Regions from separate parts of the Mus musculus genome. Here all the other regions are linked to region 2. The links are chromatin contacts, found by Hi-C or POLR2A ChIA-PET in ENCODE. All regions are on one chromosome and are shown on one strand. The core of a region is the stretch at or near the end of the contact, and the rest is flanking DNA. Distances in the headings are between cores, read along the strand shown. Region 1 overlaps Fam163b (family with sequence similarity 163, member B). Region 2 holds the start of Adamtsl2 (ADAMTS-like 2). Region 3 has its middle 8.1 kb from the start of Gm13398.

Evidence for each region. Hi-C counts contacts between places; a loop is a spot of excess contacts on that map. ChIA-PET counts read pairs that join two places held with the same protein, here RNA polymerase II (POLR2A).
Region 1: a loop to region 2 is called in a map of heart, with 4 times the contacts of the local background. The contact joins the enhancer-like site here to the promoter of Adamtsl2 in region 2. A Hi-C loop is called at or near these places in 11 of 37 maps with a recorded cell type or tissue (CH12.LX, gastrocnemius, heart and 2 more). POLR2A ChIA-PET finds 5 or more read pairs at or near these places in 1 of 5 experiments (Patski).
Region 3: a map of heart shows a loop between it and region 2 (2.7-fold over the local background). The contact joins the enhancer-like site here to the promoter of Adamtsl2 in region 2. A Hi-C loop is called at or near these places in 5 of 37 maps with a recorded cell type or tissue (heart and v-Abl transformed pro-B cells).

The regions. Positions count from the first base shown.
Region 1 is chr2:27,118,856-27,121,785 of GRCm38, reverse strand. All of the region lies in intron 1 of Fam163b (family with sequence similarity 163, member B), which reads left to right. Among named protein-coding and RNA genes, the nearest start is that of Gm36882, 18 kb to the right of the region's middle. Within about 2 kb of position 1,309, at least 2 of the 3 ENCODE cell types and tissues checked have a DNase peak (open chromatin) inside an H3K27ac peak, as active enhancers do; they include gastrocnemius and heart, where a contact is called at or near this core.
Region 2 is chr2:27,077,943-27,080,642 of GRCm38, reverse strand. Adamtsl2 (ADAMTS-like 2) reads right to left here and starts at 1,264. Exons shown (of 19, transcript NM_029981.2): 1 at 1,070-1,264.
Region 3 is chr2:27,043,405-27,046,104 of GRCm38, reverse strand. No RefSeq gene overlaps it. Among named protein-coding and RNA genes, the nearest start is that of Gm13398, 8.1 kb to the right of the region's middle. Within about 2 kb of position 1,409, at least 1 of the 3 ENCODE cell types and tissues checked has a DNase peak (open chromatin) inside an H3K27ac peak, as active enhancers do; it is heart, where a contact is called at or near this core.

The sequences.
Region 1 (2,930 bases), core at 60-2,559, 41 kb before region 2:
GACTGCAGAATTGCCTTAGGGTTGCAGACAGGCTGTAGGGTGGTCTCTGCCAGGTTGTCCTGGGTCCTTCAGCCTCTTTCCCTCTACTGCTTCCCTCAAGGACCAACTTAGCAGCCTGCTCCAGAAAGCTCCCCAGCCCCTTCTCCCTGAGCCCCAAAGCATCCTGTTTCTCTCAGGTACTCAGGTTAGCCTTTCTCAGAACCTGGTGGGAAGATCTCCCCTAGGCAAGGACAGATGAACTAGAATCCCTTTCTCTGCTACCTTGGCTCAGTGCCGGACACTGTTTTCTTCTCCCCCCAACCCCCAGCACTTACTGGGAATTCCTTGTTCATGGGGAATAATTGCAATCCCCGATCCCCATCACGAATGGGGTTCAATGGGTTACCCTAGGCACACGCTAAGCCAGTCAGTGTAGCGCCTGTGCAGCCCTGGACATCTAAGAGCATCTCAGACCTGTTACTGCTCTATCTTGGGTGACTGAACGCCACTTGTCCCTCTAAGAAGTTGGGGGATGCCGACCGCGAGGGGCTCTTGTAACTAGTTAGCATGCCAGAGTCTCATTCATTATCGGAATTAACCAGACAAATCGTTCCACCCACTAAGAACGGCCATGCACCTGGACACTGTTTTCATCCACGACTCTCACATTTGGTTGTACATTTAAATCACCAAGACTCCTTGCAGGTTGGTTAAAAATCCAACAACGTGGAGTAGATGGAAGGATAAGCTGTACTGAATCCGCATTGCAGATGAGGGAGCTAGGGCCCAGGAAGAGACCTCTAACCTAAGCTGTGTGTGTGTGTGTGTGTGTGTGTGTGTGTGTGTGTGTGTAGGGGGGCGGCTGTGAAAAGTCCTAGCCCTTGAGGGGAAGTATAGGGAAGAACCCAAGAACATCAGGGTGAGGTGGAAGGAAGTGAGCGCCAGTCCTTCACTCCTCCCATTGACGAGAAGCATGCCACATGGTTCCTTTGGTGTTTCTCAAATACGTGGTACACGCTGAAGAAATTCAGGAAGGCTTTCTGGATTAAGCAAACATATGTTCAGCTCTGATGGCAGTGGAAGTATGGGAAAAGGGTATCCCTGAGGGAAGGCAGGAGACTAGAGCCAAGGGAAGCCTGGTCACCCCCAAGACAGTTGGTAGTTAACTAGAGATGATGTAAGGCTGGATCTTGAGCAGAGCTGCCAGTGGCCTGTATGGCTGTCCTGGGCCAGCCCTGGGACCTGGCGCCCATTGCGGGTGTGTATGTATCTGCAAAGCGATGCTGAGACGCTCCAGCTGGATGGCCCGGGTGTTGGAGCAGCGGCTGCTGACAGCCCTGGGCACCTGGCCTGAGCTGGCAGCCTTCCCATCATGCCGCCAGGCTGCCTGCCGCTGGAGAGGACCCAGGCCCCAAGGAGCAGCAAAAAGCAGCCTGGGTCTGAGGGCCAAGTGAGGGCTGTGTGTCTCTCAGGCCTGGGAGAGGCTCTACTGTGAGTGTGGCCAGATCCCTTGGAGACCTGATTCATGCCTATCACATGATATCAGCCTGCCCCTCCCAGAATTCTCAGTGTTTCTCAAATCTTCCTAGGGAGGAAACTGAGGCATTTGGGCCTGTTCGGTGACTGACTGGAGAAGCACAGGCTGGCATTCAGGTCTGTTTGTGTACATTGTATAGGCCACTTCTTTCTCTGTCCTGAGGAGGAACCCCTGCTCTGCCATGCCTCTTGTAAGCTCCTTTCTCCCCTCAGTTCCAGCCCTGCATACATAAGGGCACCCTTGACTGGGGCATACGCTGTTGGTAGAATCCAGCCCCAGTCCCTGTGGCTGCCAGTGAGCCTGCATGTGAGCCCCAGGGGAGAGTCACTGCAGGACATTGAATCTTGACCTTAAAGGCACTCAAGTCCAACTTGCTAGCCACTTCTCTCCTCTTTGGCTTCTCTGAATGCAACAAGTTCACACCAGTATTTGGCTTCTATAGTCATCTGCCCTGGGTGTGAACAGGAGAAACCCACTTAAAGCGATGTTTTTATAGTCTCAGAGGGTCCTGGAGACTTCTAGGACATCTCCACATCTGTGTCTGTTTCTCCTGACTCTCTACACATTTAGCTGAGGATGCCAGCCCTTGCCACATGTGTCTTCACACATGCCGCTGACCAGCAGGGAGCCGAGAGTCTCCTAATTCCCTCCTAATTCTCAAGAGAGAAGCTTTCCAACCCTAGGGTCTGTGTCCACCTCAAGCCCATTTATACCCCTGTTATAATCAAAGGACAAACAAGAAGGGCATAAATGCAGCCACTGGAGCCTCTTGGCTCAGAGGCAGAGCCCAGAGGGGAGAGCCAGGGCAAGGCTGGGCTGTACCCCAAACTGTCTGCTGCAGACTTGTCTGCTGCAGTGCGTGTTCCCATGAGGGTGCCGTACGATTTAGGGCATTAGTACAGAGGAGATTTAAGGCTCAGCAGTCATGGGGCAGTAGAGAACACATTACTGCACTGAGGAAGATGGAGGGAGCCCCCGAGACCCTACACATTCCTGAGCACATCCGTAGATCTGGCTCTAACCTGACCTTGAACGTTTGTCTGGATGGGACTGGTGTAGAACAGGCCACTTTCCCCTTCCCAGGCTGTGGTTTGTACATCATCATCACAAGTGGGCAACCATGGGGGCCCATATCATCTCAGAGAGAGGGGTCTGTCTGACAAGCAGGTGGGATGATAGGAATGAAGGCAGCCTCTGTGCAACAGAGAGCCTGGCTACTCCTCCTCCCTCCTCCTATGGCCACCAGGGCCCTGTCCCTGCTGCCATCTCTTTCAATAGTAAGATACCACTGTGTGACACGTGCAGAACAGTTTCACCTTAGTTAGGACATTGTTTGCTTTAGTACACACCTCCCAGGTGGACCCTCCTCAGTCTTCTTCCTAGAGAATCAGGGTTTCAGTACCTACCTCACCCT
Region 2 (2,700 bases), core at 15-2,514:
TTCGTCTTAGCTCCAAACTTTGTCTCAGGGCCCTTCTCTCTTGAGAGAACAGAGATATGGAGGAGGGGCAGAAGGAGGTACAGCCTGCACCTGGCTCCTGATTCCCTTCCAACAAAACAGCCCCTCAAACCCAAACACCCACCAAGGGTTACGGTGAATCAAATCAAGAGAGCTTCCAGCCTTGCTGCTCCAACTCTCAGAATGGCTGCTGCGCACCTCAATTTAAACCCTGTCCTAGAAAGGAAGCTAATGTAGCTTGTCCCAGGTGGGTGTCATCTGCTGGTGAGTTAGACAATGGGCTTCAGAAAAAAGAGGCAGCTTGCCCAAAGCCACACAACAAGGTAGCCTACTGCCCCCTCCCCCACCACACACACACACACACACCACAGAGCAAACTTAGGGACTCAGTCGCACCCAGCAATTCCAGGGGAAGAAAGTCTGGAAATGGTCAGCACCCTCGAAGCCCTGATACCAACTGTCCTACTGTCCTACTGTCCTTCTGTCCTTCTCCCTCTCCCTTTTTTTCTCCCTCCCTCCCTCCTTCTCCTGCAGGTGTCCAGGAGCTTGGTCAGCATCACCCTTACGTCCACCCACCCCCGACACTGAAGGTCTCCATCTGAGTCCCTATTTTCACTCCAGCACAGAGTCCCCATCTCACACAGTCCCATTAGCCTCCATGGCTCCCCAGTCCCTGCTGCTGCCAAAGACAGGTGCCCAGTCAGCCTCACACTTGGTTTTCATTAAGGCTCCCAGACACTGCTGGATTCCAGCCAAGTCCAGCTCAAACAGGATCCATCTCTCCCTAGGGTCCAAAACCTTCAACAGGCCCACCACAGCATGGCTTTGCAGACCAGACAGCAACTGCTAGTACCAAGGTTGTTGCCTCAGGACCACCCTGCCACTGTGTGGCATAGGTTGTTCCCCCCTTTCTCTGTGGTTGAATACCCTCACCAGGGGCTGGGACATCCCCCGGCCCCCATTCTGAACAGCTTGGCTGGTCTGGGATAAGCTACATCTCACACCTCCCAAAGACCACAGTATGAGCAGGGACAAGTATGTAGTGGCCTACCTCACCCAGGGTCAGCAGGTTGTCCTCCTTTTAGAGAAAAGGGTGAGAGCTACTGCCAGGTGCACGGTGCAGGAAGGTGAGTGCAGAGATGTGCGGGCTCTGCCTGTCTCTGGTCCTGCTTCCCCAGCTGCCTCCCTCTCCCACTTCAAAGAGCATTCAAGGGAGGGGGTTCCCAGGAGGGGCTCTCAGCCCAGTGGCTGCTCTGTGGCCGCAGCTGCCTTTATAGCTGTCAGGCAGACGGGGAGGAACTCACACTTCCCACCGCTGCTCCCCCGCCCAGCCTGCTGGCGGCTGGCCGGGCGCACACTTTAACCCGCTCTGCTCCTCTGGAGTATGGCCAGGCTGTCCAGCTGCCTGCTGGCTGCTGCTGCCACAGTCCAGGATCAGTGAGTGAGCCTGAGACTGGCTTGCCTAGGTCCAGAGTGACTGACCCTAATGGATCAATTAGCCTGAGGTCATGTGGAGGGAGGTTGGCAGTGGTGGAGCGGAGCCCCCTTGACCCACCCATCTAACTTCAGCTTCCAGAGAAGGCTGGAAACCATGTGATGTCCAGGCTTTCGGCTCCTGTTCACAGGGAAGACACAGAGGTCCAGACATTGCACGGGTGCAGGCCACCCTCCGTCCTTGGAAAACAGACCTGAACAACGGAGGAACTGAGATACATCCAGAGATCAACCAACCAATGGCTCCAGGGAGAGGAAGAGGTGGCTACAGCCTATCGACCAGATGTCTAGGAAGATCGTCGGCACGGGGTATTCTGCAGATGTTTGGTACCAGCTTGGCTGGACCCCACAGCAGCTGGGCAGCTATTGGCAAGCAAGCAGGACTCAAGAGCTCTGTCCCTGCTGAGCTAGAGCTGAAGTCTTATGAATCCAAGAGGACTTTGGATGATGAGATGTCTGCTCTGACATTTCCTGCTCTCTGAAGCACCCCGTCCTGGAAAACAGGCACCTTCAAATGCTAAGTGATTCTGAAACAACATCCCACAAGCTGGCTGAGCCATTTCATCCATGCCTCTGTCCCTGTAGTGGGGACTGGAAGTCCTCTCCTTTTCTCTGTCCCTCCCTCTTGTCCCTCCCTCTGTGCTAGATGATAAGCTTCTTCAGCTGCCTCTTTGGGCTGCTAAGAGTGATACCCTGGGGGAAGTCTTGTGTCTGACCACCAGACCGCAGCCAAGAACAAAGCAACCAGCAAAAACCAATCAGCACCCAGCCTCTCTGTGAGGCTTGAGTCAGGTGACAAGCATCTTCATCATCTGTACTTTACCGAGGAGAAACTGAGGCTGGGAAGTGGAGTGGTCTGCTAAAGCCACCAGTCAAAGTTGTGACAGATACAGGTTGCGGCGCTGCTCTGCCACACACCCTCTCCTTCTGCCTGGTTCTTCAAAGATGCTGGCTGGCTCTCCCAGCTTAGACTGCGACAGGGGGCAGAGGGTCAGCTCTCACTCTGCCGGTGTTCAGTAGTGACTGACCTTAAGGTATTCAGCTTCTGTTCTCTGTCACCCTGACCTCCCATGACCCTTATCCAGGCTCACACTGCCCCCCTGGGGCCAATAAGAAGAAGCACAGACATTCTACAACCTGACACACAGCACACACACACACATGCATGTACATGTGCACAGGATCTCA
Region 3 (2,700 bases), core at 160-2,659, 35 kb after region 2:
AGGACCTCTAGAGGCAGAATCCTCATTGGTTCCTGTTGCTGTGTCAAACACTGTGACCAGAAGCAACCTGGGGAGAAAAGGGTTTGCTTGACTTACAGGTTACAGCCCACGTCATTGAAAACCAAGGCAGGAACTGAAGCAGAGACCACACAGTGCTATGTATAGTCTTGTTCCCCGTGACTCAGTGAGCTTTTTTATACTGGCCAGGCCCACAGGCCCATACAGCTGGGCCCTCCTATGTTAGCTGGCTACTAACAATTAAGAAAAGGCCCATGGACATGCCCACAGGCCAATCTGATGGAGGAAATTCTTCGGTTGAGTTTTCTTCTTCTCAGGTATGTCTAGGTTTGTTTCAAGTTCACAAAAATTAAACAGGACAGGACAGGCAGCTTTACCTGCTCTGTCATTCAGGTGTCAAGGTCAAACACCCACTCAGGCATCATGTACTCCCAACTGTGTGTGTATGTGTGTTCTGTGTGCACATATATGTGTGCAAACACTCTGATTCCTTCCCGGTCACATGCTCCTAGATTGCCTTGTACACACCTTTCTCTCTGCAGTCACTCATCTCAGGAGGTGTCTGCCTGCCTGACAGAACCCTAAAAGCCAGGACTCAGTATCACAGCCTCAGTTTCCCCTCCAGGTCCTCAGCCCAGATCTAGTAGTTCTCAGAATATGATGTGTGAAGAACACCCAGGTCTTAGCTGTTTGCAGCTTTGTTTATTTTGTGTCTGTGCAGATACACTTGGAGAGGCCAGAGATGGGCCCTGGGTATCTTCATTTATGGCTTGCCACCTTATTTAATTCTTAAACATGGCTCCTCACTGGACCTAGAGCTTGCTGCTTTGGCTGTCTGGCTCACCAGCAAGCCCCCAGGCTTCTGCCTCTCTCTGTCCTGCAGAAATGAGGTTATTCTTGGACCCAGCTTTTACATAGGTGGCGGGATCCAAACCCAGATCGTCAAGCTTGTGCAGCAAGCCCTGCATCTGCTGAGCCATATTTACAACCTCTTATCCAGGCTGTACCAATACTTTAAATTTCTATTTTAACTCACTAGCAACAGAGGTCAGTGGTGATGCTGGGTGAGTTCATGAACTTTCTCAGTTACCCATGTGTGGTAGAGGACTGTAGGTACACCGATAAACAAAAGACCATTGCAGCACCCTGCTGGGCTTCATGCCTGGCTCTTTGGCCACTGTGGTTCCCAATCCACTGCAGGAAACAGTCCATCTAACTTCTGAGATGGCCCTTCCTGGTGGGTTGGGCTGCCACCCGATTCTACAGCAGAGGCTTCTAAAGGGCAGGAAAGTTGGGTGCTGTGTCCAAGGTCAATAAAAAGTGACTAGAGCCTTGACAGCAGGTTCTAACATCCTTTGTCCCTCCAGGGATACACCAGTGTCCTGTTCCAGCATGGTCCCTAAACACACGGTGTCCCTGAGGTGTGGTTTCCCATGAGTACCTACCAGACACCAGCTACACATGCTTGCACACATGCTTGCTTCACATCTGTCCCCTCCCAGACCACCCAATCAGCTGGAGCAAGACAGACAGACAGACAGACAGACAGACAGACAGACAAGAGTTCCCAGGAGAGAGCCTGCCTTGCAGGGATCCATGCCCTGTACTGCAGCCAGCCACCAACACCGCACCCCAGGAATCCTTCCCGGAGGCCTGGCTGCTGCTCGCCAGCCAGAGACTGGAGAAGTCAAGGGTTTCAGCTCCTGCTGGGGGGAAGGCCAAGGCAGCTACAGCTGGGCTTCCCAGAGGCCAGGAGCTGGTTCCAGGTCAAGTCTACACCAGGCCAGCCAGCTTTGGGGGTGAAGTGGAGGAGGAGAACTCTTGCAGATGCCAGTCCTGAGCACCAGTGAGCAAACAGAAGCACGTGGCACTTCATACAGATTAGATGGAGCACTGGATCCTGGGGCTAAGGACCCTAGGTATCCAAGAGAGTGCCCTCTGCACTTCTGAAGGGCCATTTGGTATCGGGACTAGCCTTTCTCTGAGAACCTGCATGTTCTGGAGTATTAGTTAGCCGGGAAAGTGTGTGAGGCTTGCCACACTTAGATCTAGGGAGAGAGGGGTCCTTCACATGAGCCCCACCATCCAAATGCAACCAGGATGGATTCTCAAGCCAGAGTACTGCTGAGCTGCCGGCCATTCCACATAGCCAATCTGCAGCCCGGTCCCTAGGGCCTGGGGGGGGGGGGTTAACGTAGATATGGTGTCTAGACTTTTAAACAGGAGGGATGAGAGTCGAGCTGGGAGGAGCAGCACAAAGAGGGACCTATACTACTAACTAGAGAAAAGAGGGTAAAAAGAGAGATGAGCAGAAGTGCTGGCCGCCCCTGCCTGGATGCTCAGTGCTGCTCAGTCTGGGAACAGCAGTATCTCAGCAGCCTCTGTGATCAGCCAGCAGCAGAGCTCCAGGCCCAGCACAGAAGTGCCCCCTGCTGGCCACAACTCCTATAGGGCCCTGCATTGCACAGGTCATAGGAGTACAGGCCCCAGTACTGAGTATACGTGCACACAATTCACCAGCCCCTGGACACTAGGATCTCCTTAATGGGCAAGGTCCTTCCTTGACAGTACAAAGTAGACTGTGATTTTTGTTTCAGTCTATATCTAGATGAAGGGGACTCAAAAAAAAAACCAACCAAACAAACAAACAAACAAAAACAATGAGAGAGAGAGACAGAGAGA